3 separate regions of the Mus musculus genome follow, and all the other regions are linked to region 1. Evidence: chromatin loops called from intact Hi-C (ENCODE). Cell type or tissue: heart. All regions are shown on one strand.

What was found. Peaks named below come from ENCODE experiments on the same cell type or tissue, not always from the same donor. Only the 100,000 strongest peaks of a DNase experiment are listed, where the experiment ranks them.
Region 2: it touches region 1 in a loop (4-fold over the local background); 2 of 42 quality-filtered maps call a loop at or near these places.
Region 3: it touches region 1 in a loop (2.1-fold over the local background); 6 of 42 quality-filtered maps call a loop at or near these places.

Annotation. Positions count from the first base shown.
Region 1 is chr7:65,638,731-65,646,730 of GRCm38, forward strand. Tarsl2 (threonyl-tRNA synthetase-like 2) reads left to right here and starts at 6,168. Exons shown (of 19, transcript NM_172310.2): 1 at 6,168-6,484; 2 at 7,523-7,591. The coding sequence starts at 6,215. In heart, CTCF peaks have their summits at 3,816 (motif pointing left) and 6,446; a DNase peak (open chromatin) is centred at 6,091; H3K4me3 peaks cover 1,409 bases; H3K27ac peaks cover 1,583 bases; H3K27me3 peaks cover 889 bases.
Region 2 is chr7:65,451,977-65,459,976 of GRCm38, forward strand. It overlaps a transcript of Tjp1 not described here. Among named protein-coding and RNA genes, the nearest start is that of Tjp1, 85 kb to the left of the region's middle. In heart, a CTCF peak has its summit at 3,982; no DNase peak of the experiment used is centred here.
Region 3 is chr7:65,688,544-65,696,543 of GRCm38, forward strand. Tarsl2 (threonyl-tRNA synthetase-like 2) reads left to right here. Exons shown (of 19, transcript NM_172310.2): 17 at 336-408; 18 at 1,425-1,539; 19 at 2,628-3,550. The coding sequence ends at 2,776. It overlaps Tm2d3 (TM2 domain containing 3), which reads left to right and starts at 4,874. Exons shown (of 5, transcript NM_026795.3): 1 at 4,874-5,026; 2 at 6,600-6,784. The coding sequence starts at 4,936. It overlaps Gm33234 (a long non-coding RNA gene), which reads right to left and starts at 4,899. Exons shown (of 2, transcript XR_391545.3): 1 at 4,308-4,899; 2 at 1,516-2,017. In heart, a CTCF peak has its summit at 4,865; a DNase peak (open chromatin) is centred at 4,958; H3K4me3 peaks cover 1,922 bases; H3K27ac peaks cover 1,570 bases.

The sequences.
Region 1 (8,000 bases):
AGGCTTTGCTCAGTGACCCACTTTATTTGTGTTAGGTACATAATAGAGAACAATGATGAATAAGACAGTCACCCTCCCAACTGCAAGGAGGAGGCGAAGGTAGGGTCAGGTAAAAAAAAAATCAAGAACGCAAATGCAAGGAATCGTGATGTCTCATAGCTGGAAAGATACCTGTAAAGACTGTGGGCAGGGCTACCTCAAAGAGAGTGGGAAGAGGCACATCTAAGCCAAAGCCTCTGGGATGAAAATAAGTTAGATACTGGGCTGAAGAGATGGCTCAGTGGGTAAGGGCATTAGCTACCAAGCCTGAAGACCTGAGTTTAATATGGGGCATAGATGGTAGAAGGAGGGAACTGTTTCCTGATGGCCTCTGATTTCCATATGCAATGCACACATAAATAAAACACACACACACACAATTTTAATGAAGTTGAAAAGAAGTCAGATAATATTCATGAGCTACTGGGAAGACTAGAGTGTAAGGATCTGAGAGCTTGATGAATTAGCACACAGGCTTTAGGATGCAGGCCATAGGGCAATGTTAAGAGAGCATTGGGCACTTGGTCTTGCTGGCATGCCTACCGGGTATGATTTTGATTAGGTTCATCGATGTTGGAAAAACCCTGTCCCCTGTGGGTGGCATCATTTTCTGTCCTGAGATCCTAGACTGTATAAAAACCGAGAAAGTGAGCTGAGCACAGACATCCCCCACGCTCTGACCAGCTGCCTTCAGATCCAGCTACCGCAACATCTCCACCACGATGGGCCATACCTTTGAACTGTGAGCCAAAATGAACCCTTCCGCCTTAAGGTGCTCTCTGCAGCCTATTTATTTAATCACACCACCACCAAAGGAATTACCGAGCTTCATTTGCTAAGGGAAACTCCTGAATCCACTGGAGTGATAAGGTAAGATAGACAGTTTAAGAAGTGTCCTGGATAGTTTTATGTCAACTTGATGAAAACTAAAGTTATTTGAGAGGAGGAGCCTCAACTGAGGAAATGCCTCCACGAGACAGGGCTGCAGGCAGGCCTGTAGGGCATTTTCATAATTAGTGATTGATGTGGGCAGGTCCATCCCATTGTGGGTGGTGTCAACCCTGGGTTTGTAGTCCTGGGCTCTATAAGGAAGCAGGCTGAGCAAGCCTTCCAAGGCCTCTGCATCAGCTCCTGCCTCCAGGTTTTTGGCCCTGTTTGAGTTCCTCTCATGCCTTTCTTCAGTGATGAACAGAGACACATGGAAGTAGTTACCCTAACTACAAGACGCCCTCATTTGATGCTACCGTAGGTTTATCTTCCCTGTACCATCTGTTCACTCTCCTTAAAACTCTCTTTCTTGAAGCATTTGGCCATGTTACATAATGCCGAGATAAACTCCCAAGCCTGTCTTTACAAGGACTACAGACAGTGTCTTATCTAGCTGTCTTCCTTTGCTTCCTGTTACTGTGATACAATGTTCTGACCAAAAGCAACTTAGGAGGAAAGAGTTTTAGCTCTGAAGTCAGGGCAGGAACTCAAGCCGGGAACCTGGCAGCAGAGACTGACGCAGAAGCCATTGCTCATTGGCTTGCTTTTCCTGGCATGCTCAACTTAATTTTTTTTTTTTTTATACAGCTAAGGACCACCTGGCAAGGGATGGCACCATGCACGGTTTTTACCCCATCCAGGACTCAGTTTAGGGTTAGATGTTGTGTTTGGTTATCATGGCAACAGTTCTCTTTAGTTTGGAACACTTCTATGGGTTTAGTCTTTTATGATATTAGTATTTTTAATTACAAATGCTTGTTTGTCTTTTTATTATATGAGGTTAAGTGCTCTGCTTGCTGATTCCCCATTTAGCCCTTGACATTGGTTTGTGAGCTAAGCTCTGCTTCTTTTTCAGTTTCAAAGAATTATTTGTATGAATGTGTGAATAATTATATTTTCAGTGGCTTATAATTCATTATGGTACTTAATTACTTTTACGTACAAATGGCCCCAGCTTAGTTAGTCAAAGTCCTTTGAGCTGGTTCTTGCCTCCCCATGACATATCGTTGTCGTGTTAGTGAGGAGCCCTACCCTGGTCTCCACAAGAAGACAGGCTTCTCCTGTCTTATCTTGGGTTCACATGCTCCGACCTTGACATAGCTCTTCATCACTGTGGAGAGGTGGGAGGGGGCAAGTCCTCTTTGTCAGAGTCCTAACTGCCACTTTGTATCTACTTCTTCACTGGTCTTCCTCCATAATATCTCTCTTCTACAGGGAGAATTCGGGATCCTGAGTCAGTATATACCCAGTCTCTTTCCATTTGAGTTCCTGAAATGACATCAGTATTTCTTCACAGTTTTTTACCTTCCCTCGGCCAAGACTGTGTGAAATCACTCGTCCTTTCTCCCTCTCTACTGTCTTCTGTTTGGATGATCATTGGAATTTATGTTTGCTTCAATTTTCTCTCAAATGTGTCTAGTGCTTTATCAGTTGTAAATACATGTTATTTGTTTATAGGCCTTCAAAAGTCAACACAGCAAAAGGATGTAGCCAGAGCAGGGTGATTCTCTGGGTGTCTTCCACTGGTTTCTTCCTTCCTGGTCCTTTGTAGATAGCTCATTTCATTGTTTGCTGGTCTACACCTCAGTTTCTCTCTGGGCTGATAAGTAGATGTAGACAGGTTATGTAACATGTCACTTAAGCTCCTTTGAACTTAGCTCTTTTTCACGTTAACAGTACCTCCAGGAAATGCCTCCATATACATTTTTTTGTTTGTTTTTGTTTTTGTTCTTTTGAGACAGGGTTTCTCTGTGTAGCCCTGGCTGTCCTGGAACTCACTTTGTAGACCAGGCTGGCATCAAACTCAGAAATCCGCCTGCCTCTGCCTCCCGAGTGCTAGGATTAAAGGCATGCGCCACCACCGCCTGGCTGCCTCCATATAAATTTACAAAGATCTCCCTGATGGCTTTTAAACTGCTACATGATCTTCCATTGGGTCATTGTATTAAATTGATGAAACCAGCATCTATGTAATTTTACACACACACACACACACACACATCATTGAGTTAAATTTTTGTACCAATGCAGTTTAGTGTTCTTAGAAATATATCTACAGCTCTTAAGCTCTTCTCATTCTCATCTCTAGCTCTCCTCTCCCTCCCTTTCCTCTCTCTCCACGTGGCCATGGCCAGCCTCTCTCCTTCTACCTTCTCTCTTTCTCTCTGCCTTTCTACAATAAAGCTCTAAAACAAAAAAAAAAAAAAAAGAAAGAAAAAAAAGAAAAGAAAGAAAAAAAGAGAAAGAAATATATCTACAGAATAAATTCCCAGCAAGAGCCATGTATACAGTAGACCCTCCATTTCTATTCATTCTGTTTCTGTAGGTTCAATGGACCATAGACTGAAAGTATTTAGGAAGAATCACAGCTATACAGCATGTAGTCTTCTCTTCCCACTCCTTCCTACACATCATTACAGTGGACACAGCATCTACACTGTACATCATTAGAGATGATGTAAGGAAGACAGGATGGTGCAGCCAAGTTAAATGCAAGAATTTGGACATGTTATGTAAAGGACTGAAGCACTTATGGGATATCTTTGGGAAATAACTCTTTCCCATTAACCAATTACCTGTGGATATTGGGGGAAAACTACATGCAGTTTTCTTTGATATTGTCATTGGTTTATCTTGCCGGCCCTTTTCTAGAGTTTTTAATCGATAGCTTTCATTCTTTTGTTTTTATCATTGTAAATGTTAGTTCTTATATGTTCTCAGATTCATGCGCTCCTAACGTTTGTAGTATTTTATTCTTCTCATTTAAAATTCTGTACCTCTGCTCCCTCTTGTGGCACTATGGTGTGTGTGCATGTGTGCAGATGTGTGTTGTGTGTGCATGTGTATGTACATGTGTATGTGTGTGTTCATGTGTGTGTGCATGTGTGTGCATGTGTGCAGATATGTGTTGTGTGTGCATGTGTGTATGCATGTATGTGTGCAAGTGTGTGTACGTGTGTGTGCATGTGTGCAGATGTGTGTTGTGCCTGCCTGTGAGTGTGCAGATGCATCTTCCTATGTGTGCATTTGCATGGGGAGGTCAAAGGACAGCCTGGAGTATTATTCCCCAGGAACCCACTACCTTGTAATAAAGCCTTTCACTAAAACCTGGACTCTTCGTTTAGGATAAGCTGGCTGGCCAGCAAGCCCCCAGGGATACACCTGTGTCTATCCATCAGTGCTGGATATCACTTTCTGGTCCTCATGCTTGTAAGGTAAGCACTTCACCACTGAGCTATCCTAGCCTCTCTGTTTCTCTCTTCCCCTTTCTTCTTCCCTTCTGCTTTCTTTCTAGTTTTTTTTTTATCTTGCTATGTAGCCCAGACTAGCTTTAAGCTGATGGCTACCCCCATCCACCACTACCACTGCTTCCACCTCCAGGAGTGCTGTACAGATGTACACCACTGCACCCAGCTGTGCCTCTTCTTCCCACAGAAGAGGTCTTCAATTTCCACATGGAAGACAATGGCATCTCTTGCTGGGAGTGATCTGTGAATCTGATTAACTCCTCAGCTCCTTCCACCTATTCCCCAGAGTTACATTTATCCACCTGTCTGTCCACCTTGCTCACATTACCCAGACTCCATTTCTCAGAGTAATTTCTCACCCTTGAACTATCCCACCCCAAGATAAACCCTATTTTGGAACTCTTATTGCCTCCATTACCTAGATTACATCATGAGACATGTTTGACTAAATGCTACCCTCTGTGCCTTAGTTTCTGCATTATACATGGGTATAATGGTATCATCTCTTTTAATGAAGATTTAAGAAGTGACTATTTCCAAATCGCTTCGTTCATGTCTTGGCACATTCTAGGAACTTAAGAACAGTAAAAGCCAACTTTTGTTCTTGCCACAGGAAGCTTCTTGCTCATGGTTATAAGAGAAACAAAGTCATGTGTGAACTTATTACTGGAGTCTTTAGAGTCAAAGCCTGGCTTCTGGAAGTTTCAACGACATAAGCTCAGCTAACCCTCTGAAACATGCCAATTAAAATGACAGTTAACAATAAAAAGCAGAGAAAGGAGATTTATTCATTGTGGTTACAGTGGGAAGATGAACAGCTACAGGGGTTCAGCCACCTACCCCAAGCCCGTCATTGGGGTGCTAATATGAGGTTTAAGTTTAAGTAGAGGCCAGTGGTGGAGGTGTGGCTCCATCATCGGCTTAGTTCCAGTCTGTCCAGCAATTCCTAGGGCAACTCCTCCCCCAGGGGGCAGCAGGGCTTCAGCCCTTTCCTGCTCCAGGATGAGAGCTTAATTCTTTGCGGACCACTGTTTCCAAAGTCCGATAGCACAAATGTTTCTACTTAAAATAATCTTAAGACAGTTATAAACAGCATTTGCTCTAGACTCAAATAGTGAACAATGTTGTGCTGGCCAGGCTGAAGTTTTTGTAGTGCTCTTCTGTGTGTCCTTGCCAAGTGCCACTGTATTTGCACAGCCTTGGCATGAAGGTCTATTTTCAATGGCCGCTTTTCAGAACCTGTTTGCACAGTGTGGTGACTGCAAGAATTTAAGAGGGGAATGAAAGAAATCCATCAGGCTTTGCTAACGGTTTGGACAATCTGGTCAAGAGACGCACCTCCTCTGGGCTTCAATATCTCAAACTCCAGTTTCATTAGACTGAACACACTTCCAGTAGCACCTGGACATGCCTCCAAACGCTAAAGATGCCCATCCGGTGGTCCCACTCCTGCTGCCTAGGTCCAGAGCGTAGTTCTCAATCCTGCAGTGCACCCAACATTGGCCGTGTTCCTGCCCGTGCTCCCTGCCACACTCCCCTGCCCATTTTCCTTGTTTTATGAAGCATTGCTCAGCCGTCTCATCTTCCCCAGCGATGATGCCGCGCTGTCTCATCGCTTCTCCTCTGAAATGATGCCTACCCTTGCCCCTCCCATCACTCCTGCCCCGCCCTTCATTATCCTATAGCCCGCCCCTCTTCTTTGCCCATCGCCTGGCCTCTGCACAGTTGCCCCGATATGGCCCCGCCTCTTGCCCGTGCATCGCTCCGCCCCATGCAGGGATACCCAGCTCCAGCCCCGCCCCTCTTCCTCCATCGCCCCGCCCCATATAGTGATGCACCCCCACTTCACCCCGCCTCCCGAAGTCCTTCAGCTCCGCCCCGCCCCGTCTCCTTGTCACTCTGGCTGGGCTGGCGGGCTCAGGTGGCACAGGGAAGCTACCATGGCGGCCCAGGCCCTGGCGGCTCAGGCGGTGGCCTCGCGCCTGCAGCGGCAGGAGGAGGACATCCGCTGGCTGTGCGCGGAGGTGCAGCGCCTGAGGGACGAGCAGCTGCGCGGGCCCGAGCGGGGCCAAGCCGAGGGCCCGCGCCTGACACGCGAGGTGGCACAGCTCCAGGCGGAGAACCGCGACCTGCACCAGCGCCTGTGTGGCCTGCGGCTGCGCCTGGCGGAGCAGCGCCGCACCGAGGCCGGGCGAGCGGCGGCGCACGAGGTAACCGGCGGCCCAGGAGTACGCACTCAGCGGGTTCCAATTCTGCACCCGGGTGCGGACAGGGCTGCAGGGTGTGTCCCCGCCCGCGCCCTGCCCACTGCCCACGGCCTGGGGAACCGCTAGGTTTCCACCAACCTCCTAACTGACCAGCTGGTATAATTTCTCAGCTCTTCATTGGACAGACTGCAAACAACATTTTTTCCCTCCAGTAGCAGATCAAACTGAGGTGCATGCCTCTAATCCAGAACTCTGGAGGCTGAGGCAGGAGGATGGCTGAGAATTTAAGGCCCGCCTGGAGTAAATATTGAGAATCAGGTCGGCCAGGGCAATATGAGAAGACGCTGTCTCAAATAAAAACTTTTTAAAAGGCCGCTTCAGTGTTTAAGAGTCACAGTATCCTTGGAGAAGAGGACCTAACAGTTTCTATTCTCTCTGCTGGCTGGTTCTGTGCTATCTGAAGACAGGTTATTTTTACTGTCTTATTTTGGTGGTTTGCTTTGAGGCCTATATGTGATCTGTATATTTAACAGAAGTATTTGATTACAGTATTTTCATGTTTTAGAAGATTATTAAGTAACAAATTAGAAGAATTTTTTTTCTAAGTTCTAAAGGCTTTCTAAAACTGAGGGGTTTTTGGTTTTTGTTTTGTTTGTTTGTTTTGTTTTTGCTCTGGCAACATCTAATGAAATAGTGCAATGAATAAGAGTCTGGTGGCAGCCACAATTTCCAGTGACATTATTTGTTTAAAGTTTAGGGAAGAGTGACAGAGAGACACAGAGACTGTGTGTGTTGCAGGCTATGGGACCCATGGCCTTGTGAATACTGGGCAGTGCTCTATTACTGAGCTACACCCCCAGTTTTAATGTGCTCGGACAGATAGGGCTGAACTCTGAAACCAGATCCCTGAGGGTTATAAGTAGATCCTGGTTCCCACAGCCCAGCCGGGACTCTCCAACCATGGGCCCTGCCGTGAGCTCTCTGGGTTTCCTCCTTCCCCGGGTTTCTCATGTACTGCTCTTGCCTCCCATTATCTTTCAGCCTCCTACCCAAAACCAAGAGAAGGACACAAAGAAGAAGAGGCTGAAGCAGAGTGAGCCTGGCCGGGAGGTAAGTCGCTGCTGTAGAAATGGAATGTTCACTAGTAATCCTGGGTCTGCGGGACGTAGGGTAAGGACATAGTTACTGGTGAAATTGTCTGGACCACACCAGTAACCTCTTAGAGTCAAGTTAGCCACTGGCTCAAGGGCTCTCTACTCTTTTCCTTCTTTCTTTTCTCTTTCTTTTGTTTTAGTTTTTTCTTTTTTTGTTTGTTTGTTTTTTGTTTTTTCTTGAAACAGGCCTTCTCTGTCCCTCTTACCTAAGGTCTTTGAATACTATACCCATGGACATTTCTCTCTCCCACTATTTACAGTGTATCTATGCAATGTTACATGGTGTAGCAAGGCTTTGGCTGTCCTGACACTCTCTCTGTCAACCAGGATGGCCTCAGAGTCACAGAGATCTACCTGCCTTTGCC
Region 2 (8,000 bases), 190 kb before region 1:
ACATGGCAACTGTAGAGGGCTTGGAACTGTCGGATCTGGAAGAATTGGTGATGTGGAAACAGAACAGTGAAGGGGGCAGCCTCTCTCTGAGAGTGCAGACCATGCCCAAAGCACAGCAATTTGACGTTATAGGGCAGTAAAGGGAATCTGAGGAGGCGTGGGGTGGAAAGTTCCTACCGTGGCTCTGTTTCCTGCTATAAGGCCTGAGGAGGTTCTTATTGATAAATTGACTTTTTCCCCCTCGACTCCCATAAGGTTCTTTGCTTTAGGCATTTAACCCTTCAGGTGCTGGCCTCAGTGCAAGCAGGAGGTCTAGAATGTACACCTGTGGAGAAAGAGAACTAACTCATGAAAGTGAGGTTATACTAGAATAAAGTGGATCTTAAGCCCAGGGACTTGTGTCTTTACTGGAGGAGAGGACCCAGATGGAGGAAGGGCTATGGTAACAGGAGACAGACACCAGTGAGTCATCCAGCCAAGCGCCAAGGGACTCCACGGACAGTAGCAGCTGCCTGAGGCCAGGAGGTAAGCTGGGCTTCTTAGAGAGGGAACCTGACCCTGCTGACACTTGGATTTCAGGCTGGCCTCCAGGCCTGTGAAGGAATAAGGTTCTGTGGTTCTTTTCTTTTCTTTTTTTTTCTTTTTTCTTTTGGCTTTTCGAGACAGGGTTTCTCTGTATAGCCCTGGCTGTCCTGGAGCTCACTTTGTAGACCAGGTTGGCCTCGATCAGTGCCCTAGAAAGTGTCCCAAGGAGTGTGAAAACAGTGATTGCAGCCACCTCTGATGGCAGACTCACAACTTCACAGCAGGGTCTTGGGGAAAACTAACTGGTGACACAAGTTGTGCCACAAGTTGTGAGGCAGGTAGGTCTCTCTGTGAGTTCAAAGCCTTCCTGGTCTACACAGTGCGCTCCAGAAGATCCAGAGAGGTGAGAGAAAAAAAAAAAAAAAAAAAAAAAAAAAAGGCAAGTTACTCAGAGGCAGAGGGTAGAGAGCTGAGGGCTAGCCTCTACTACAGAGTGAACTCTGGTTCAGACTAGGCTACATGAGACCCTGTCTCAAAAAGCCACAAACAAGCCGGGCGTGGTGGTGCATGCCCTTGATCCCAGCACTTGGGAGGCAGAGGCAGGCGGATTTCTGAGTTCGAGGCCAGCCTGGTCTACAGAGTGAGTTCTAGGATAGCCAGGGCTACACAGAGAAAAACCAAAAAAAAAAGCCACAAACAGATCAGGCTCTCATTCTCAAATAAGCAAATTAACAAGTGATATAGGTTGATCTAGAAAATACTGTATGACCCCAACTCTACAACCTTCTGGAAGGCCAACTATGAAGAAGGAAAATGAAAGAGTAGTCAAGGGTTGGGAGCAAAGTACATCCCCAGGGCAGTGAGACCGCTTTGCGATGGTGTCATGGGAGCATGTATGTCTTCCCAAACCCTCAGACACACAAGAGCCAGCCGTGATATAAGCCACACACCGTGGTGGACAACTCCGTCAGCACAGGCTCATCTGTTGTATAGGATGCACGGCTTAAGTGTGGATGCAGGCTGTGGGTGTGTCTGAGCCTTCCTGGGGACACCGGAGGTAGACTCGAACTTTATGTACTTTCTATTCAATATTGCTCTGAAGCTAAATCTGTTCTTAAAACAGGTCTCATACTTTAAAGCAAGAATGCCCAATTATCTATTTAAAATGATGATTTAAAAAAATAGTAAAGATGTGCGCTAGGGAGATGGCTCAACGAGAGAAAAGAAAGGATTTAGCATGCAAGCCTGACCCCCTGAGTTCAATCCTGATGGAGATGTGGGACACACCTGTGATCCAGCAAAAGCTCACAGGCCAGCTGCTTGCTGGAGGTGGCACAGTGACAAAAAGAAGAGGGACTCTGCCTCAAAGCAAGGTGGGCAGAGAACTGTCTCTTCAAAAAGGTCACCCAAACTCCCTTTACAAATACATTTTTTTTAAAAGTTATGAAAGATGTGACGTATATTTTTGTATTCTAGCAAAAGCAGAAAAAAAATACAGCCTATGTTTTGATTCTAATTTTTTTTTAAACACGACATGGTACATTAATATATGACATACCACTGATAGAGAAAAAAGTCAAATATTAATATCAGCTATCTGAGTAAATACAATTTTTATTTCCCTTGTGACTTCTTAAAGTTTTCAAAATTTCTGCAATAAACACACATCCCATTAGTAATTAGGAACAGTTACCACCATTTTAAAGCAATAGAAAAAACAATGGTCTGAAACCTTAGAACGTTAGTGTGAGAATAGCAAAGCCCTTGCAAGAGGCCTCCAGGCAGTGTGTGTTTTGTGCCAGATTCAGTCTTGAAGCTTCCAAACCCGGGTTGTTTTGAGGATAAGAGCATCTTTGTTATGCTAATGAGTGACTCACAGAGAACCCCTCCTTGGCTTCAGGGTGAAGACTGGCCACCAGTTGGGCCAACTGCTTGATTAGAGGGTTGGAGCTTGCAGCTGTCTGACCTTCAGGGAACAGGAGGGGCTGAGGGTTTAATTCAACGGTCACTGGTTTAATCAATCAGGTCTCTATTATGGAGCCCAGTAAACTTAGGGCCTAGAAGCTGGGTAAAGCTTCCTGGCCTGGGTAGCAAGCAGGACTGATAGCAGGGAGGGCCTCTGGAGGGCGGGGCTGGAGGTTTGCTTCTGCCCAAGGATGCAAAGAAAGGAAGAAAGGCTCCTTGAATTACCGTGTCATCCCAAGGGACCACAGAGACCCCAGTATTTACATAGTGCTTTGTAACCGTTCACAACTCCAGTAGACCCAAACCTGCCTCTGACCTCCTTGTACACCAGATACACATGATACAGGTGTGTTCACACAGACAAAACACTCCCACAAATGAAAATAAAAGAAATCTAAAACAAAAAAGAAATTTATTTTAAAGATGGCATGCAGGCTGGTGAGATGGCTCAGTGGGTAAGAGCACCCGACTGCTCTTCTGAAGGTCCAGAGTTCAAATCCCAGCAACCACATGGTGGCTCACAACCATCTGTAATGAGATCTGACTCCTCTTCTGGTGTGTCTGAAGACAGCTACAGTGTACTTACATATAATAATAAATAAATCTTAAAAAAAATATTTAAAGATGGCATGCCTGAACCTGAGGCAATTTCAGACAGAGGAGACTGTCAACGTGGACAATATTTAATTTTCCGTTCTTCAAAACACTTTGGGCTGGCCCTCTTCAGGCCTGCTCTCTTTCCCCCTCCAAAATCTCCATTCCTGTGTCTCCATGTTCCTGTCTAAAGGCCTGAAGGGGACGGGAAGATGGTTCAGCCAGTAAACTGCTGGCTGCACAGGCATAGGACCTGACTTTGGATCCTTATCACCCACATAAAAGCCAGGTGTAGGTGTGTGATTCCAGCTCCAGGATGCAAAGACAGGAAACTCCCTGGATTGTGTTTGTGACTCAGCTTATGTGAATCAGTGAGTTCAAGGTTCAGGGAGAGAGACTGTCTCAAAACATAAGGTTGTAAGCTATTGAAGAGGACACTCAACATTGACCTCTGGTCCAGACACACATGCACATGGAAGCGTGTGAGCGAGTGTTCTCTCTCTCTCTCTCTCTCTCTCTCTCTCTCTCTCTCTCTCACACACACACACACACACACACACACACACACACACACAGCTCTGAAGGGAGTGCTCTGCTCATTCAAGGTCATGCTCTGCACTGGCGAGTGGAACCTGCAGAAGAGAACTCATGTCCCCGGGGATACGCAGTATTGCTTACCCTCCCAAGGGCTCCACATGGAACCTGGCCGTCCATTAAGTTATAGGAGGCAAAAGTATTCTTTTCAGTATTCTTTAAGTCTTCATTGCTAGTAGCAATCAGAACTTTCCAGAACGATCCAGATATACACGCCACAACTGCACTGAGATCAGAGAGACTCTAATGAAAGGCAATGGGATATTTGTTTATTTCCACAAGGGGAAAAAAAAAAAACCCACTGGAGAAAACGCCTTATCTGGAAAGGCCATTTGAACTTTCACTTATCTCCCTAGATCTAAATTGACATCTAATACCCATTTTCCTTGCTAAACAATGGCAGGGAGCAAGGCCGTTTCTTATGCTAAGAAATGTTATGGAACCCAAGAAGAAACAACTGCAGTACTTATTTTCTGTGTCCACACACTTTCTTCTTTAACATCAAAGTCTGTTTGTATTTTTAAACACTTAAGTGGAAAGAATGACTTGACTGTTCCCTCGACCCAAGTTCATTGCTACAATACCTGAATCTCTGCCAAAGTGTTTGGCCTATCCCTAGGAAGTCCAGAACACAGGCTTGTTCTGAAGGCTCTCACCACTCCCTCAACCCTTCTACTTTTAAAATGTTTTCTTTCTTTCTTCTTCCTTTCTTTCTTCCTTTTCTTTCTTTTTCTTTTTAAATGAAGAGTGTTTAAAATGTATCAAATACATTTTAGCTAAACCAAGCAGTTGAGACTAAGCTTACCACTTCAAAGTGGATGATTCTAGAAGAAATATCTATCCTTCCTGCTCAGAAAAACGTAGCTCTCACCCCTCATCAAAGAAACTTCTTTTTGCTGCAGATGGAAACCATCACAGAAATCCACCAGTGGTCAAAATGTAGAAAGCAACTGACTGTGGACTTCCCGTGCCCAGGTTCCCATTTCACAAAACCCTACATCTAAGGCTCAGGGAACATCACTCAAGAGGAGGTGGGGGGATTCCAAGAGTCAGAGTACGGGAACATGTGCATCCATCGAGATGGTGTCTTCAATATACAACCATGAAGCTTTAACATCATGGTCCCCAAAATGAAACGTACCAATGACAACAGTAGTTGGTGTGCCCATGTTCATGTCTCATAAGGCCCAGCAACTGAGTGAAGAGCTAAAGACAATGGCTACTAAGAAAGAGAGAGAATCAGTCTTGTCTAAAGCGATTCTAAATCCCATCAAGCTGACCAAGATTAACTATCGCTCCCCAGCTCACACCTGGAATGAAAGATGTACCTGAGATTAATTTATGTAGTTACTGACACACATAGTGACTAACATCACCCTCTTTTCAACAATTTTTAGTAGACTCATCACTCCCTCTTCTTCAGAAAACACATCGTCAGCAAAAGGTGAAGCCAAGCATCGGGCATAAATCCTTTAGCTAGCACCAGTTACATGCAGTGAGGGTAGGAGACTGCTGAGCTATGAGCTATGAGCCCTCAAGAGACCAGAAAGCACACTCTAATGAGGTGCTACGCCTGATAGAACAGGGTAACTTTGTTCTGGTCACTGGCTGTTGCTTTCACAAGGTCTTGAAAAGAATGGAGATCGATAAAGAAATGGTGAAGCTCAAGCTACGTCCCCTGACAATATATTTGCTGCAGTGGTGGCTCATGGATCCCGTCTGCATGCGTTCAAATCAGCCTACCGCCATTGAGAGTCTGAGCCAATGATCTAGCCTCGGAGCCCACATACAGTACAGTGTCCCCGCTTAAGCTCCTAAGTGAGCCCAGAGCCCAGAGTCTGGGGCAGTGAGCTTTGGTTTCTATCACGACTGTTAGGAAAAGCCGGAAAGAGCATGAGAGAGGTCCATGCTCATAGTCAACGCACACCTTCTGATGACCGTCATTAACCAGGTGTTCATCTGCTGCCCCCGAGGAAGACTCAGGCTCTGGACACAGGAGCTGCGCCTGGCCGAATGCTACCAACTATGGGCAAGATACACGTAAGAAAGATGGTTTGAATTCTTGAGAAGATGACCATAGAATGGGAAGTGGCTAACGTTTACTGGGGCCACTATAACACCATGCCATGGACTGGAGGCCTTAAACAGCAAACATGGATGTCTCTCAGGTCTAGAGGCCGGAAATCTAAGGTCAAGGCCGGAAGTCCAAGGTCAAGGCTCTGGCAGGTGGGTGCCTGAGGAGTTCCTGTTTCTGGTGCTGACAGTAGCCTTCTTGGAAGGCCTTGAAATGGCTTGTCATTTCTTGGAGAGGACCAGGGGGCTCTGGGTGGTCTTCTGTTTCTCTAACCCCTTTAGAAGCAGTCCACCTGGCCGGGCGGTGGTGGCGCTCACCTTTAATCCCAGCACTGGGAGGCAGAGGCAGGCAGATTTCTGAGTTCGAGGCCAGCCTGGTCTACAAAGTGAGTTCCAGGACAGCCAGGGCTATACAGAGAAACCCTGTCTCAAAAAACAAAACAACAAAACAAAACAACAAAAAAAGAAGCAGTCCACCTCATGAGCCAACTTCCCATCAAAGAACACACTGCCCATCACACTGGAGGTGAGGATTTCAACATAGTGTGAATGAACATAGACAGTTGTTGGAATTAAGTATTAGGTCATCCATATAGAGTTAGACACAATCTTTGCACAGAACTTATCACAGGGTATCGTGACAGCTGTTCTAGAGACGACAGAACTGCTTGACATCTTCATTTTGGTGGTGCTTAGACATGCGCATGTCAAACCTCTGAGATCCGTATGCCCAAAGAGGAGTGAAATCTGCGGCTGGTGACCTAAAGAATAGATTTCAACAGCAGCTGAATGTAATTTCATATGGTTAAGTGCTTCCACCTAGACAGCCTACGGGAGAACAGGAAGCAGAGATGAGCGGAGACTGACAGTAATAAGACAGTGTCATAAACCAAAACCATTTCATCAAAGGCCTGAGAAAACAGTCTCTTCCCACAGTTTCAGCAAAGGAGGGTGAACAGGTGAGTGAGTGGGGCTACATCTCCGAGCTGAGGAAGCCAGCAGCTATGTAAACTCATTGCATGAAGGTAGCAGGAAGGGCAAAAGGTGGAGAATGTGAGATTCTAAAAGACTGGTAGGTCAACAAGCATTAGTCTCTAGTATTAGCAAGTCCAGAAAGCATTTAAACAGAGGGGTGACATAATTAAACCTATTTTGGAAAGATAGCCTTGATGAAAGTACAGAAGATTTAGGGCTGGTCAGATGGCTCAGCATGTATGCTCTTGTAGAGTACCCAGGTTTCCCAGCTCCCAGTTTCCCAGTTCCCATAAATCCAGCTTTAGGGGATCTGATTTTTTTTCTGGCCTCTAGGGCATTTGCACTTATGAACACACCCCCATTCCTCACCACACATACACATACATACACACACACACACACACATACACATACATACATACACACACACACACACACACACACACACATACACACACACATACACACACACACACATACACATAAAGTTAAAAGTAAAACAAAATGGCTAAAAAACTATGGAAGTAGTTGTGGAAGAGACTGGGGGTGAGAAAAATCTGATGAAGGGCTCCTTATCTGTAAGTCTTGAGAATGTCTGCAAAATCGTGTGTGCATTTGAGTATGCACACACAGGCTTAGGAATGCGGCCTATGGTACGCATCGCAGATACTGAAGGATTGTATCCACCAAAGGTTCAGTAGTATAATGTTCAAAGGCAAGGGCAGCAGCCATGCAGTGAGCAGAATTCATTCATAATGTATTTTATAAAACTTGCTTTTATAGACTCTGTCGGTAACTGTTGAGGGCGAACAGAAGGGAACTTAATGAGGCCCAAAGAGTCCCTGCGCCGTGAGTAGTGGGTTGAGGAATACTGCAGGAGAGGAAGAGGAGAGGGAGAGAGATGTGTCATCACACTCTGAAAAACAACAGCAGCAACAACAAAAAAGTCACTTTGCTTCAAAGAACTGAATATTTAACCTCTGCACCTGAGTTCTTCTAGCTGGAGATTGTCTTCTATTTTCGTGGGCCAAAATATTTTTGGCTAAAGACAGAGAGATAAGGTGACCTACAGAGGACCCTGCTTGCATACAAAAATAAAAAGGAAGAGGAGAAACAAGCTCCCAAGCTTTTCTTGGCGTGATTTAATTCCCCATGCAGGCCTGGCTTCTAAACCCTCATGGTGTGGAGAAACTTCAGAGGGTGTGTTCTGCTCATCCCCTCCCCCCACACACAGAGAAAAGGAATTTAATATATGAATAATGTAAGGTAAATAT
Region 3 (8,000 bases), 50 kb after region 1:
GATGAAGCACATGGGGGTGTTTCCAGTATTCAGCTGTTCTAAATAAAACCATCCTGGATGTCAGTGTGGAGGTGTGGCATGTGAACACAAGGCTCTCTGGGGTAGATGCTCAGGAGGGCAAAATGTGTCTGCCCGCTTTTCTTATCAAAATTCCAAATTTCCTTTCCACTCTGTTCTGATGCCTTCTGACTTGATAAAGTTTCATATGCTTCTGCGCCATTTTACCAGTACCACTGTCTCATGACTGTCACCCTGAGAAAGCTCTGATTACTTTTAGCCACCTAAGTGGTCAGTTTGAAGTGACTTTAAATAGACATATTTTATATACTTTTCAGGCCTCTCTGGCTGTCCCCTCGCCAGGTAATGGTCATCCCAGTAGGCCCAGCTTGTGAAAATTATGCACTACAGGTAAGGTCACAGACATCCAAAGGACATAATGACTTGCCATGTATTCTGTGTGGTCACGGTCTTGAAACGTCATTTGTGTTTTAAGATAATGCCCTGCTAGCATGTTGATGGCCGCCTCCTCCTTCCATTGTTGGAAGCAATGAATGAGTGATGTCTATGGGCTGTGTTAGAACCGTGTCCTTAATGTTTTTGAGAAATGGGTGTTTTCAAGCATCTCACACTTACTCTTTCCCACTTGTTTTTATTGGAGACACCTTATTAGCTGCAGCTTCTAATAACAAATACTTATTACCTCACTTTCAGGGGAAGAGGGTAATAGTCTGGGAGCAGCTTAGCTGGTTCTATTTTCAAACATTTAAAAAATATATTTATTTGCTTATGTATTTATTTGAGCTTTTTTTTTTTTTAAGGCAGGGCCTCTCTATGTAACCCTGGCTAACCTAGAACTCACAGAGATTCCCTCTGCCTCCTCTGAGTACTGGGATTAAAGGTGTGCACCACCATACCTGGCTTATTTATTTTCTATGTATGAGTGTTTTGCATGCCTGTCTGTATGCTTGGTGTCTATAGGAGTTTAGAAGAGGTTACCTGATTTCCTGGAACTAGAGTCAGGGTCAGTTTTGAGCCACCATGTGTGTGCTAGGAACCAAACCCAGGTCCTTTGCAAGAGCAACACATGCTCTTAACTGCTGAGCCATCTCGCCAGCCCCTAACTGTTTGGTTCCAACATAGCATCTCATGGGGAACCTTTGGGCACAGGTGCCATTCCTGAGGTCTTCACTGTGTGGTTGCTTCTCACGCTGTTGGGATGGATGCCCTCCAGAGCAAGGGATCTGCAGAGAGCACGTGGCAGGCTTTGGCAACTTAGATTTAGTAGTAATAAGCCCTCCCTTCCATGCCTTCTGACCAACTCTGAACAAAATGGCAGGAGCTATACGGAGCTATCAGTATCAGAAGATGGGAACAGGGCTGCTGGTTACATGGTGTAATGACAAAAACACCCCACTTTCTTCTAGGTGTCCAAGGAATGCTTCGAAGAAGGCTTCATGGCCGATGTGGACTTAGATGACAGTTGTACACTAAATAAGAAAATACGGAATGCACAGCTGGCTCAGTATAATTTCATTTTGGGTAATTTAAGCTCATTTTTTTCAATGCTTGGCTTGGGGGTTTACACAAAGGCCATAGAAAGGAGGAATGTGGTGTAACTAGGTATCACGAGTTGACTGTTGAAATGTGGTGCGCAAGGCAGATCCCAGAGCTCCACATGGAGTCCGTGGTGCAGCGTCACTGGCAACACTTAACATTCAAGCCCAAGTGGAGACAAACACCAGGATGACTTCTTCAGTGGAACTGCACTGCTTTGGCCCCAGCTTGATGTAAAACCCAGAGGCTCCCCTTTGGTTTTGTGAATAATTAGGTCCAAAGTCCAACAATTTGGCTCAAAAAAAAAATTGAAAGTTAACAATAGAATCAGGAGAAACTGCTATCGACATGTCTGCAGGTCTGGCCTGATCACATCCCACAAGTAGAAAGGGTCTGTAGTGGGAAGGAAAAGGGAGCAAAGCCAGAGCCGTTCTGTCAGCAGCTGATCGCTGGTAAGGTCTGCCTGCGGAAGGAAGTGACATGTGTCAGTCAGGCTTTCTGTTATGATAGAAACAAACCTCACGTTAGCTTATTGGAAGGTGCTAGGGTGACTGGTGACCTGAGAAGTTGGATTAATAGCCAAGCTATTGAGAGAGTGACCAGGGACTCAGCCTCACCAGGACCTCGTCTCTGTTTGCTTCCTGTTTTGCTCTGATCCTTTGGAATATCTTAATTCCACTTGTTTCTTCTTTCTGTATGGGAAGAAACACGGATGCAGGTTCCCACCTCTTCTCACAGTACGAGAGAGAACAGGCTTTCCCCACATCCTACAAAATTCTGGTTGGCTTGCTTGGATCCAGGCACGTGGTATTTCCTTAGTCATCAAAGAGTATAGGAAGAATCAGGTGTCTGTTAAAAAAGTTCCCTTCCAATTTGTGTTCCAAGACCTTAGTAGTGTGCTCTGAAGTGGATAGGAGAGGGGCTCAGACGCCACCCTTCCCCTCAATCATGCTCATGAGACTGGAATTCAGTAAGCAGTATTGAGGAGAAACTCGGGTGTGTATCAAATGACGTTAACTTATGGCAGGTAAATCACTCATTTAAAAATGTTTATTTCTCTTTCATTTCTACAGTGGTTGGCGAAAAGGAAAAGATCAACAATGCAGTAAATGTTCGAACAAGAGACAACAAAATTCATGGAGAAATATCAATAGCTTCCGTCATTGAAAAATTGAAGAACCTCAAAAAATCACGTACGCTAAATGCCGAGGAAGACTTCTGAAGGCTTCTCCTTGGGCTTCTATATAACCTTGTTTTGACTTCTGAAATGTATTTTCCCTGTCACTTAAGATATTAGTACTTCTAAGAACCCTAGGGCCACTTGTAGGGCTCTAATGAGTTCAACCTAAGAAGGAAAAGTGATTATTTGATATAAACAAAATTTTAATTTGTTGTGTTCTGAGACTAAATAGGAGAAGCTGGAGAAATTTGCAAGCTATCAAGACTCCAGAGACCTCAGTGATAAAATGGTGTCCATTCAAAGAGGGGAACACTAGCGAGAATTATCAGAAATCATGCTTTGTTTCTTTCTCAAAAGATGTGCTTCCAGCCTGGGGGCTGTAGCTTCGTGACCAGAGCATCCGCGTTGCATGTATGAGGCCTGAGCTCCATCCCCAGCAGCCACCACCTCTCACCCAACAATGACAGGAATAGGCTTTCAATAAAAGCCCATGGCCCTTTTGTAACATGGAGGGGAGATGTCTTATTTTCTAATACACACATCTCAGGTATTTTTATGGCTGCTTTACTAAAGTTCACACTGAAACTCATGCCCAAAGCTGGAATTGCTATTTCATTTAGTGTGCAATCATAAGAGAAGTACTAATATCCTGTTAGTGGCAAAGGACTATGAAACCTCAAAGAGATTTTGTACAATCTGTTATTTGCATTGTGAGTTAAGAGTTACAGTTTTAATGCTTCTAATCATAATTCATTATATTTATCTTTAGAAACACTAAAGTCCTAAATAAAATGCATCACATGGTGTTTCTAGAGCCTCGGTATGTTCCATTGTTGGACGCTTGCCTGGAGTTGAACCACTGCTTTCCTGGGGTGTTTCACTTGTATGTTGAATCGAGTATATTTCTGATTTTTTTTTTTTTAAATCAAGACTGGGTTTCACGATGTAGTTCTGGCTGGCCTAGAACTCACTGAGATTTGCCTGTCTGTGCCTCTGGACTGCATTTCTGATATATTTAAATTATTTTTATTTTGTGTGCATGGGTATTTTGTCTGTTGTCTGGGCACTGCAAGAGTGTCTTGTGCTTATAGAGGTCAGAAGAGGGTGCCAGATTCCTGGAACTGTAGTTCTGGGTGATTGTGAGCCGCAGGTGGGTGCAGGGAATCAAATCTAGGTCCTCTGGAAGAGCAGCCAGTGCTCCTAACTGCCGACTCAGCTCTCCAGACCCTGTAGTTCCGATTTCAACCTTATTGTCTTGGCACTTAATTAAAATACCGTTATGCCAAAGAGAAATTAGTTACAGATTTATTTCACTAGGTGCAGCAGAATTCAAATTAGATGCAGAGAAGCATCAGTCTTTGATATATTATTGATTCTCCTGAACATGAAGAGTGAAGCATCATAGATGAAACCAGTGTGAGGGTGTAGGGTGCGAATTGTAACCATTTTTAAAGCTAACATTTACTGCAGGATTGTTGTGCGCCGAACACCATTTCATGTACTTTTTCACTTATCAGATGTGCAAGTGGGAATTTGGGGACCCCAAAGTGCAAGTCAACAGAGAGAGACATACCAACAGCATGCTTCCTGAAGTATATGCCATAGAAACAACGTAGGTTGCAGAGAGCAGCTCCCCCTCCTCGAGGTTGCTCTCCTGGCCAGTTTGGGGTTGGACTCTGCTCCTACGTGAAAATTCCACACACTTGGCTCTTGTCCCAGGCCCTGAGACCTAACCTGTTTTTCCAGTCTCAGAGGAACTCTAAACTCCGCGTGTCCCCCAACAGGCTGTGGTAAAACCTAAGGCAGGAGCCCTGGGTCCTGGTGCATGGGACTCTTGGAGCTGCTTCCCTGGCTTCATGGGTCAGCGGAACTAAAATGGGCTAACCACATCGCATCACAACCGTTTCCCAGACTCCCAATGGAAAGAGAAGGGCATCTCTTCAAAGGCAGTGAGGGGCTATTCTGGTCCGAGCTACTTCCTGCTGCTGCGGGTCCCCAGTTTCATTCATTTCCCTTGGCCAACAGCACTCAGAGCACGGCGACAAGGAGACCACCCAACCTCCGAGCTGGGAAGCAATGACACCCGCCGGCGGCGCCCCGCAGCAGTGCGCCTGCGGGCCGCGCCCGGACACGCCCCCTTCGGCGCGCCCCCACCACAGCCCCGCCTCCTGGCCCGGAAGTGCGCACGCGCAGCGACAAAAATGGAGGCTGCGGCCGAGCCGCTGCGGTCTGTCCGCCACCTGTCCCGCGTGCTGCTTTTCCTGTCCCAGTGCTACATTCTGTCGGGAGATGGTGAGTTCAAGGCTGGGGGCCGCACCGGGTGAGCTGGTGGCAAGGGGGTCCCCGGAGCCGCAGGAGGCCGGCGACCGACGCCTGGGCGCCGCAGCCCGAGGCCGCAGCACTGCGCTCCAGCCCGCCCCGAAAACCGGTGTTCCCTGAGTCGGTAGCCCAGAACCCCAGTCGACCCCGTCATTTCCGTTTCTTGAGCCGTAGATGCCCAGTGCAGCCCCTACCTGTTAAGCACACAAACCAAGGGTATCCTATCCCATGATAACATGCCTTTCTAATTGTAGGATCCTTAAATTTAGAGCATTCGCAGCCGCTGGCTCAGGCAATAAAGGATCCGGGCCCAACACGTACATTCTCTGTAGTTCCCAGGGCAGCAGGTACTAGACGTTTTCTATTCTAGTAAATGTGCATATTTATAAGGAGTAGTTGCCCGCCCCCCTTTGTTTTCGATACAGGTTTCTTTAGTATAAGAAGTCGCCTTTTGGTTTTGGCTGTTAGATGTGGTGTTGTTTAGATATGTAAATTAAGGGCAGACAGCCGCTTTCAGTAGACAGTTTTGGTCTTTTTGAAATCTATGACTTACCTCTTCATCCAGCCTTACAGGACTCTTCGTTTCTGTTTATTTTTTATTTTCCACTCTCTTCCAGTTCTTTAGCCAGTACTGTTTTCCCTTGAGTTAAAAACCAACCAACCAAACACCGAACTCTACAATGCTTCCCTAATGTTATATGATGTGCTGGGTTAAGAAGGTTGGATAGATACCTGGAGGATAATCCGGGTGAGATCGGGCTTTGAGGGATCTTTGTTTCCTCACCTTTGCAGCCACTGTAGTTATCTTGATTTAAGGCCTTTTCAGCCTTGTGATTTGAACCTTCCAACCTCGGGCCACATGGAGATAGGAACAATAGTGGGAAATGGTATTTATAGCGTTAGCCACTTCATGTCACTTCCAAGTATTCCTGTTTTGCTAACTGTCCGCTAGCTCTTTAGGTTCATCTGTTTGGAGTCCTATTATTTCAGGGATTGGACTTGAAACTGGCAGAGGCATTTCACAGATTTTTATTTCGACGTATATACTAACACCAGTATTTTCTAGAATTGGAGGGCTGAGGGTGTTGTCATTTTTGTGGTGGGGGCGCGCCGAAGGGGGCGTGTCCGGGCTTCATTTTTCCATCAGTAACTTTTGCTGGAAAGGACATTGGATTGGATTTGGAGAGCTGTGTGTTCTGGTTCCAGTTCTGTCCAACATGTCCTCTGGTATTTTGCATAGACTCTGCCTTATCCAAGCTTTAGTTTGTCCTCTGTGCTAATAGCTCTTGGGTCTGACCTGGGCCCACATTGTCTCTCAATGAGCACTTATAGTTTTCATGGCCATGTGGGAAGCAGGAAGGAGAGACGTTTTACTAATCACACCAGTTAGCAGGTCACAGCCAGCTGGTGACAGAAACCCTCTTAGATTGCAGGTGTCACTGACCCCAACTCCAAGCTGTTTGCATTCTAGCACATGTGTCCTTGCTGATTGATCTCGCCACCATTGAAAATTGCCTTTCACTGTTCTTTTGCTCACCATCCGTAGAGAATCAGCTGTTCTCTCACCTCACAGAAAGTACTGAAATCCCTCCTTACATGACGAAGTGTCCAAGCAATGGTTTGTGTAGCAGACTTCCTGCAGACTGTATAGAATGTGCGACCAATGTCTCCTGCACTTACGGGAAGCCTGTCACGTTCGACTGCACAGTGAAGCCCTCTGTTACCTGTGTCGTAAGTATTGTAGTTCACTTTTCCCAACGGCATGCATCATAACATTAAAAGCGTAGCCTCTACTGGTCAGCGCTATGATGTAATGATTTCACTGTGGTCTTTTATAACTGCACTGGAAAGTATTTTTAAATCTTGCATTTGGTTCTAGGAGTATATCTCAGCGGTAAAACATATGCTTAGTATATACGAGGCCCTGCCCTCAACAACCTCTGACTCACTGCTAATTTTTTTTTCCAAACATGAAAATCTTGGGGTGAGAACAGTCTGTGCACAGATGAAGGCCAGTGCTTGGGTCCCTAGCACCAGGGTAAAACCTTAGGCGTGGCTGCGTGCACCTGTATCCCAGAGGCGGGTTCAGGAGGACCTTAAGACCTTGCTGGCGCCGGGTGTGGTGGCGCACACCTTTAATTCCAGCACTTGGGAGGCAGAGGCAGGCGGATTTCTGAGTTCGAGGCCAGCCTGGTCTACAGAGTGAGTTCCAGGACAGCCAGGGCTACACAGAGAAACCCTGTCTCAAAAAAAAAAAAAAAAAAAAAAAAAAGAAAAGAAAAGGAAAGGAAAGGAAAAAAAGGGTGTTGAGAAAGAAAGCAAGCCGTAAGAGAAGGACAGTACACGCTCCCAAGACAAGGCTGCTTGTTTCCTTCGGGTTGCACTTCGGTGCCTTCGCGGTGGCTGTGTATGTGATTCTGTAACTTCCTAAGTTGACAGGCCATGGAGGCTGTAATTTAAACAAGATTTAAAGATTCTTCTGATTTCAATTTTAATGAAAAGTCTGATCTGGTTTACTTAGTTTTCTTAAAGCATAGCCTTCCAAATGAAAGTGTGCAGCTGGTTGGAACATGCGATTTAGAGCTGTGGAATCCTAACACAGGAGCAGGCAAGGCTCCAGACACTCTGACCCTGAGCACTCTGCCTTGTCTTTAGGGAAGGAAGCACTGCTTCTATGGGCAGGGTTAGCTTTATGAGTTGACTTGAAGTTTTTAACTGTCAGCTAGCAGGAACTATAGACTAGCTTCCAGGGTAGGGACTTCGTCCCTTCCCATGTCTCCGAAGGTTTTTCTTCTTTCTATTCAGTCTCTTTCTTCATGGTGGAAAGATGGGTTCGGTAAAGTTCATGAGCACTTAACAGGCCAACCAGAATGCAGTCTAACTGAGAGCCACCTGATGGCAGGACTCAGAGCTGTACATGCCGTGTGGTTCTTCTGAGCCCTGAGGT